Regions from separate parts of the Homo sapiens genome. Here region 1 is linked to region 2. Evidence: read pairs that join two places in POLR2A ChIA-PET (ENCODE). Cell type or tissue: OCI-LY7. All regions are shown on one strand. Each heading gives the region's core, and the rest is flanking DNA. Links, peaks and the distances in the headings are about the cores only. Region 1 overlaps SORL1 (sortilin related receptor 1). Region 2 overlaps SORL1 (sortilin related receptor 1).

Evidence for each region. Peaks named below come from ENCODE experiments on the same cell type or tissue, not always from the same donor. Only the 100,000 strongest peaks of a DNase experiment are listed, where the experiment ranks them.
Region 1: POLR2A ChIA-PET joins it to region 2 with 5 read pairs; 4 of 35 experiments call an interaction of 5 or more read pairs at or near these places.

Annotation. Positions count from the first base shown.
Region 1 is chr11:121,613,236-121,617,637 of GRCh38, reverse strand. SORL1 (sortilin related receptor 1) reads right to left here. Exons shown (of 48, transcript NM_003105.6): 41 at 2,583-2,767. Among named protein-coding and RNA genes, the nearest start is that of SORL1-AS1, 160 kb to the right of the region's middle. RefSeq lists a silencer at 2,824-3,118. In OCI-LY7, for the core only: no CTCF peak of the experiment used is centred there; no DNase peak of the experiment used is centred there.
Region 2 is chr11:121,528,531-121,532,932 of GRCh38, reverse strand. It overlaps SORL1 (sortilin related receptor 1), which reads right to left. Exons shown (of 48, transcript NM_003105.6): 12 at 381-469. Among named protein-coding and RNA genes, the nearest start is that of SORL1-AS1, 78 kb to the right of the region's middle. In OCI-LY7, for the core only: no CTCF peak of the experiment used is centred there; no DNase peak of the experiment used is centred there; H3K27ac peaks cover 1,157 bases.

The DNA.
Region 1 (4,402 bases), core at 334-4,333, 85 kb before region 2:
TGACGAGGACTGTAGGAGCTGCAGGATCCATGGGATGAGCAGGAACTGAGCGGGGATCCACAAAGGGATTTCCAAGTCCCAGGCAACAGGGTGACTTTCTCCAGCACTGCTCAGCAGCTGTGAGGACTAAGCTCTGATTTTTTAAATCTTGCCCAAATCCCTATCTAAGGGGTCTGGGGAGTCATGTCCTACAAACCATAAATTCTCATCAGATGGGTTTTATTTAATCCTATATATCGTGACTTACTTTCCAAGTTGACTCTGGCATAACATTATGAGACAAGGAAGAAAATCAAAATATTTTACCCTAAAACATGTTTCTTTGTCATATCTTGAAATGGCCCTGAAAAGCTGTCCTTTGTGGGGGAACCTTCGCATCTGTAAAGAATCTCTATTAACATAGCTAGATCTTTTTCTTCCAGGCCCTCCCAATCCTAAAGACATTAGCTAAAAGTCTTGCACCTTTTAAAGATCTGGATAGGAAACATCTGTCATCTATTTCCCCTAAAGGCAGCCACTAAAAGACGTCAAAAGAACCTTGGTCTCCACAATCTTTTATCTTAACCTGAACATCTCCTTTCCGTCAATCTCAGGTCTTTAGACAAACTCAACCAATTGACAACCAGAAAATGTTTAAATTTCCCTATAGCCTGGAAACCCCTGCTTCCCCATGCCCACTTTGAGTTGTCCTGCCTTTCTGGACCAAACCAGTGTATTTCCTAAATGTATTTGATGGATGTCTCATGCCTCCCTAAAATGTATAAAACCAAGCTGCATCCCGGCCACCTTGGGCACATGTTCTCAGGACCTCCTGAGGGCTGTGTCACGGGCCATGGTCACTCCTATTTGGCTCAGAATAAATCTTTTCATATATTTTACAGAGTTTGACTCTTTTTGTTGACAGATGAGAAAGGACAGACAGATGGGAGAACACAGACAGAGAAACAGGAAGGGAAGCCCCGAAGGGGGTGATCGCCTGGGAGGATGTAGGAAAGAGAAGCGCTGAGGGACTCAAAGGGGTCCCAAAGCAAATGCAGGTGGAGCTGCAAAGCATGAGATGGGAGTAGGCCAAGTCGGGGCTTAGAGTACAGAGGGAGGATGACATCACCGAGGACAAGGCTGGTGACCGCCAGGGATGGGGTGTCTCTGGAGAGGAAAGGGGTCCACAGAGCCACGGGAGCCAAGGGATGAGAGGTTCCCCACATGCACAGTGACAATGGCACTTCTCACAGTAGACAGGAAAATCATGAGAGCTGCCAGGGTCCTCAATGAACTAAAGAGGGGCAGAAGCAGAGAGCTTCCTACAGGTGATCTCATTTGCGCTCTCACCTCTGAAAGCCACCTTTAGTGTGACCAGTGCATGAGCTGAGATGAGGTGCAGGAAGCCTCCTCCAACTTCATGCACAATTGGAGACCCTAAATCAAGTCAGGCTTCAGTGTTCTGTGCAATTGCCCTACTCTGGAGAGATAGTTGGGGGTGATGAGGCGGTCATGTGCTGCCAGGTATATAAATGGAAAGAAAGGGTTCTTTATGAGTAGACTCAACTTCCAGGTAAAAGAGAGCTCCGGGGATAGGTCAGGGCTTCTCATCACTGTCCCTGCCTCAGCGTCAGGTGCTGGGACACACAAAAGAGCAGAGGCTGTTAAATTAGCCAGACCTGAGCTGAAACTCAGTCTACTGCTTGTGAGAGCTTTAACTCTGGCAAGTTACTTCGCCTCACTGAGCCTTAGTTTCCTTGCTGGCAAAATGGGAATATTTACCCACAGAACCAATGAAAGGAATAAGGGGGAACAGGGGTTTATCGGATTTTATATTGTTCCTGGCACTTACTGGCTGCTCAGTAAATCTTACTTCTTCCTTCTTCTTCACTGATTTTACAGACAGCTACTTGCAAACTTTGGTTATTTCCCTATGACTCAGCCCTGTGACAAATGCACGCTGAAGATATCCTCAGAAGACCAGACCTAGGCTAGTTCCTCCGCTCATCACTAAGGATTTACTAATTCCTTATTATAAATTTACTTCTGTATGCTTTTCCATTGAGAAAATCCAGAAAACAATCCTTCCCTTCAAGGAACTTACAAACTAGTTAGGAAGGTAAGAGTAACAGACAAAAATTATCAAATAGGGTAAAGCTGTATTCAATGAAATATCATGCTATATGGAACCAACTATAAATATATTAGGAGTTCATAGGGAGAGAGATCAACTATAGAAGGGAGGATTTTCTTGCATAGCAAGAGGAGGGAAGGACACCAAGGAGGAGAAAGGGCATAAGCCAAGTACAGAGGCAAGAGGGGGACGAATGTGCCAAGAGCCTTGGGACGGTTGATCTAAAAGCAAAGGGGACACACTGGGGAGGAGTGGAAAGTAAAACAGTAGACTCAAAAAGGAGCACAGATCTGATCATAGTGAATCATAATGCACGTATGAAAACAAAGGAAAAAGAAAGGCCTATATCCAAGAGCAGCAGGGGCACCGGAACATTTGCAAAAGAGAGAAAAGCCCTGGAGTTGTGTGGTGGCGTAGCATTAGGGGACAGTCCACACTCACTTTGTGATGGTCATTCTGGCTGACTCACCACATTCCGGGGGCCGGTCCAGGTACATTCCACTGCAGTCTGGTTGATGGCTTTGGCCTTGAGGCTAGGTGCAGGTGGGCGAACCCCTCTGGTCATAACATGCTCAAATGCCAGAGGGCTATCCCCCAAGTCAGTCTTGGCCCAGGCAGAAATCTCATAGGATGTATGAGCTGTCAGATTGCCAACTGTGAAAACAGGAAAAGGAGATTCCAGGAGGAAGTTGGGGGTGTTAGTCAAGAACGTGTCTTGGTACATGCACTTTTTTAAAAAAAAATAGTAATCTCTTGACTTAAATGAGTCCCATGTGCTGTAGGACTGTCATTAGATGACAAATTCATTCAACGTTTATGTACTGATGATGACGGTACGTAACACACTGCACAAGCACTGGGTAATTTCTTTAAAGCTGCCCATCCGCGGATAGGAGTTGGTACAACGCTCCTGGAAGCCATTTGGCCTTGTATAACAAGAACCTTGGAAATCATACCCTTCAATCCAGTTATCCCATGAAGTCAGAGAAAGACTCAAAAGTGTGTTTAACAAGGATCCCCATCACAGTGTTACAGCAGGAAAAAACTGAATGTAATTTGATTGTCTAGTAACAGGATAATAATTAAATAATGTGCATTCCATCAACTACTGTGCAGGCACTAAAGGTTGTTTCAAAAATATTTGATGACACTGGAAAATTCTCACAATTTTATGTGAAGTGAAAAGGGCAGGATACAATACTACCTATGGCATTATTCTGATTTTAGAAAAAAGATATAAAGAGATCAATCCATGGAAAAATATATTAGAAGATATCTGAAATGTAAAAGTGAAATTATAGGCAATTTTAATTTTCATTACACTCTTTTTGTTCTCTCAATTTTCTGAAACAAATATGTATCCCCTTTCTGATCAGAGGAAATGCTATTAAAACTAAGAAAAAGAAAAGTGAGAAGGGGGAGGTTACGCTAACAAGATAGCCTTTGGAATCAGAAGGACTGGGGTTTAAGGCCTGACTCTATACTTTGTGGTTGTATAACCTTGGGTAAAGTATTTAAACTCTCTATTTCCTTGTTTGTAAGATGGAGAAAAAAATAACAGCACTTACAGCAGCTGCTGGCTGGCAGGGAGAAAAAAAGAAAATGCTTAGGAAGTGCTTGGCATAATGCCTAGCATCGCACTAGCCCTAATAGATTTCAAACAACAGCTAGTTAAGGCTTCTGCTCCTGACTCTGCCAGTTTCTACTGGGGCAACACTAAGGCAATGAGATCATAGGCTGTGGAGTTAGAAAGATGTGGGTTCCAATCCTGGCTCTGCCACCGTCTGAGCGTATGACTTATTCTTTCAACTTCAGTTTTGCCTCTGTAAAGCGGGCATATCTCACGGAATTATACTTGGGGTTATGTAAATAATATGCGTAGAATGCCTGTGTAAATGCCTGTACATGGTAGGTGCTCAATGTGCAAAAGTCAAAATAACAGCCTCCTCGGGCACCTTGTAGACTTTCAGTTAAAAAAAAAAAGTAACAATAGAACATTTGTAGTCTCTACTTTATAAGGCTATGACAAGGACTCAATAAAAACATGACTGAAAGTGCTTCACAGCCTAGAAGGAGGAGACAGGAAGAAGCTCCCAAGTCATTCTCAACAGTTACAGGCAGCTTTCGCCACTTAGAAATAAATTAAAATCCATCCTTTAGCACGTGCTTAGATAGAGGAATTTTAGCTGAGACTTGCTGCTGGTACATACGTAACAGGGACTGGACCACTCCTCCCTTAGTTTGTTGTCCATTTCTCCAGTCAACATGTATTTACTGAACACCAGTTAT
Region 2 (4,402 bases), core at 151-4,150:
GCAGGTGGATCACCTGAGGTCAGGGGTTCGAGACTAGCCTGATCAACATGGTAAAACCGTGTCTCTACTAAAATTACAAAAATTAGCCGGACGTGGTGGCAGGTGCCTGTAATCCCAGACTCAGGAGGCTGAGGCAGGAGAATCGCTTCAACCCAGGAGGTGGAGGTTGCAGTGAGCTGAGATCGCACCATTGTATTCCTGCCTGGGGGAGAGAGCAAGACTCCATCTCAAAAAAAAAAAAAAAAGTTTAACTCATATCCAGAGATCACAAATTGTGCTGTCAACAACATAGTGCTATAGAGAGATAATCCAATTATAATCACAGACGTAAATTTCTGGGAGAAAGTTTGATGTTAAAAGGCCTCATCAGAGACACTTACTTTAGCTCGTTGGTTTCCATGCCCTGGGCAATGGCCGTGATGATTCCGCCGTGGTCTCCCCATGTGTAGTAGTGAGGTCCAGGAAGTGCCTGAAGAGGAAAAATCCATGGTGACACCACTGCTGTGGAGGTAATTGTGCAGAAACCATGTACACATGCCCACAGGCATGCACACACGTGCACATAGACATAACAGCAATGACAACCACTTGAAAACAATTTTTCCGTTTACAGAAGACATTGACATCCATTATCTCATCTGTTCCACACAATCCTAGGGACAGGTGGAGCAAGTTCTAGTATCTCAATTTTTTTCCCAAATGAAGAAACACGGGCTTAATATTAAAATGGTAGACTGTGAACAGCAGAGGTAGGACTCAAATCCAAATCTATGACTCCCACCAACCCTTGATTAAAAATTAAGTAACTGGGGTTTCAGTTCTACTATGACAGTATTAGCCCTCTATAGCCCATCCTTCCTGCTAATTACAGCTGAAAACTCTGGACAAAAAACAACTACCAGTGGATGCTGAAAAGTAAACGAAAGCAAGCCGCTTGTGGAGATTTAAAACCTAGAGAAGCTACACACACAAGTCATGAATATCCTGGTAAAGCTTTGCCCGAAGGAAAAGTCCCAGTCATGGGGTGCACCTCAGTCTCAGTCACAGCTAAAACTGCAATAGATATTATTTCCCCCAAAGGAACCAGAGAAAGGAGCCCCTATAGGGTAGGTAAAGTGTGGATGGAATCCCATAGCAGAGAGTGTCAAAAAAGTAAATCCCCTAATTTTGTATATGAACTTACGCAAGTCGCAGCCTAACCCCTGAAGTGTACGTGCATGAAACAGACACAAACCAGTGTAACAAAGGCTTAGCATACTGAACTGAGAGTTAAACTACCACCTACAGAAAGCAAGACAGAACTCAGGGTCAGAACCTAAACAGGCTGATTACATGCTGAGACAAAAATATCAATATCCTCCAGAAGGCTTAATTTCATGAATTTCATTCATATGTGCAGAATACAAACCAAAATTACTTAACATACAGCATACAAACATATCCATAAGATGTGTCCAATTCTCAAAGGAAAAGATAGTCAAAAGGTGCCAATCCCAAGTGACCCATATATTGGAATATTTTTTTAATTTTTTATTTTTTGAGACAAATTCTCACTCTGTTGCCCAGGCTGGAGTGCAGTGGTGCAATCTCAGCTCACTGCAACCTCTGCCTCCTGGGTTCAAGTGATTCTCCTGCTTCAACCTCCCAAGTAGCTGGGATTACAGGCATGCACCACCACGCCCAGCTCATTTTTATAATTTTAGTACAGACAGGGTTTCACCATGTTGGTCAGGCTGGTCTCGAGCTCCTGACCTCAAGTGCTTCCACCTGCCTCGGCCTCCCAAAGTGCTGGGATTATAGGCATGAGCCACCATACCTGGCTGGAATTTTAAAATAGCTATTATAACCATGTCCCATGAGGGAAAGAAAAATACACGTGAAATGAATGAGAGAAAAGAATTCTCCCAGAGAAGTGGAAACAATTTTTAAAAAGAAACCAAACAAATTTTATAACAGAAAAATATAATGTCCGAAATAAGAAATTTACTGATGGGCTCAACATCAGAAAAGCAATGACAAAGGAATTAGTGAACTTCAAAATAAATATAGATCTGTAGAAATTACAGATCTATCTGTGTGTTCTAGAGAACATACAGGGGAAAAAGGATTTCAAAGAAAGAAAGATTGCCAAGGACACAAGGAACAATAACAGTAGGTCTAATATGTAACTGGAGTCCGAGAAGAACAGGAGAAAGGGATGGGAGCAGAAAAAAAATATTTGAAGAAATAATGGCTGAAAATTTCCCAAATTTGTTGAAAGATATAAATATAGATTCAAAATCAGCATCTACATAGAGAATAAACTCAAAGAAAAGCCCTCCTAGACACATCATACCAAAACTGCTGAAAACCAATGAAAAAAAAATCTCCAAAGCATCTAGAGAAAAATGGCATGTTACACACAGGAGAATGATAGCTAAAGTGAAGAGAGGTTTCTCATCAGAACCCACGGAAACAAGAAAACAGTAGACATCTTTAAAGTACTGGAAGAAAATTACTGTCAACCCAGAATTCTCTATCCAATAAACATATCCTTCAGGAATGAAGGTAAATAAAACAGAAATTTCAAAAGAGGGAAAAACAAGAGAATTCACAGCCAACAGATCTCGCTACAGGAAATGCTATAGGAATTTCTTTAGGCTATAGGGAAATTTCCCATGGGTAAACAGAGATTTTTCCAGAACGAAGAGCAAGCAAGAGAAATGGTAAATATCTGGGTAAATATTTAAGTTCTTTGAAATTCATATGATAATTTGAAGCAAAAACAAACACTGCTTTGTGGGTTTTGTAATGTGTGTTGATGTGATAAATATGAAAATAACATATAGGTGGGGGAGGAGAAAAGGGACTTGTATGGTTGAAAGGGTTCTAAATTTTACGTTAAGTGCAATTATCAACTCAAAGAAGACTATAAAAGATTAGATATGTATGTTGTAATCCTTAGAGAAGTCACTAGAAATACACATAGATAAGCCCCCCAAAAAATCTAAATAAAAGTAGAATACTTAATGTATCTAGATAATACAAAAGGAGAGAGGACAGAAGGAACAGAGGAATAATAAATAGGAGAAATGAAAAGAAAATAAATGAAATATTAGGCCTAAATTCAAATACATCAATAATTATATTAAATGTTAATGGCCTAAGCATTTCAGTTAAAAAGCAGAGCTTGGCAGAATGAGTAAAAAAGCAAGACCCTACTATATGTTGTCTAGAAGAAACACTTCAAAGAACTGGGCATGGTGGCATGTGCCTTTAAGTCCAACTATTTGGCAGGATCACTTGAACCCAGGAGTTTAAGACCAGCCTGGACAACACACAAGACCCAACTTCAAAAAAGAGAAAAAAAAAACACTTTAAATATAAAGACATATATAGGTTGAAAGCGAATGGATGTTAAAAGATGTACTATCCAGGGCTGGGCGTGGTATCTCACACCTGTAACCCCAGCACTTTGGGAGGCCAAGGTGGGTGGATCACTTGAGGTCAGGAGTTCAAGACCAACCTAACCAACATGGCGAAACCCCGTCTCTATTAGAAATACAAAAATTAGCCGGGTGTGGTGGTGAGCGCCTGAAATCCCAGCTACTCGGGAGGCTGAGGCAGGAGAATCACTTGAACCCAGGAGGTCGAGGTCTCAGTGAGCCGAGATCATACCATTGCACTCCAGCCTGGGTGACAGAGTAAGACACCAACTCAAAAAAAGATGTAATATCCAAATAGTAAACAGAAGAAGGCTACAGTAACTATTTTAATATCAGATAAAATAGATTTTAAGACACATGGCATTACAATAGATAAAGAGAGATAGTTCATAATGATAAAAGGGACAATTCATGAGAAAATATTATTATAAATGTGAATACACTTAACAACAGAGACTCAAAATGCATACCAAAATAAAGCAAAAATTGATAGAATTTAAAGGAGCAAGAGGCAATTTCAGAATCATAGTAGGAGATCTTACCATTCCTCTCTTAGGAATTTAGAGAACTAGAACCCCCAAAAATCAATATGAACACAAAAGATCTGAACAACATTATCAACCACCTTCATATAAATAATATCTACAGAACACTACCTCAAACAACTGCTTAATACATATTCCTTCCCAGTGCACGTGATATATTCAACAATATAGACCACAGGCTGGATCTCAAAATAAATCTCAACAAATCTAAAGGGACTGAAATCATACAAAGTGTCTTCTCTGACTATAGGAAATTAAATTAGAAATCAATAACAAGATATCTATGAAACCCCCAAATACCTGCAAATTAAATAACACTTTGCTAAGTAACTTATCATTCGAAGATAAAAATCAAGAGATATTTATGGATTGATGAAAATGTTCTGGAATCAGATAATGATGATGACTGAATAATACTAAAAACATATGAAC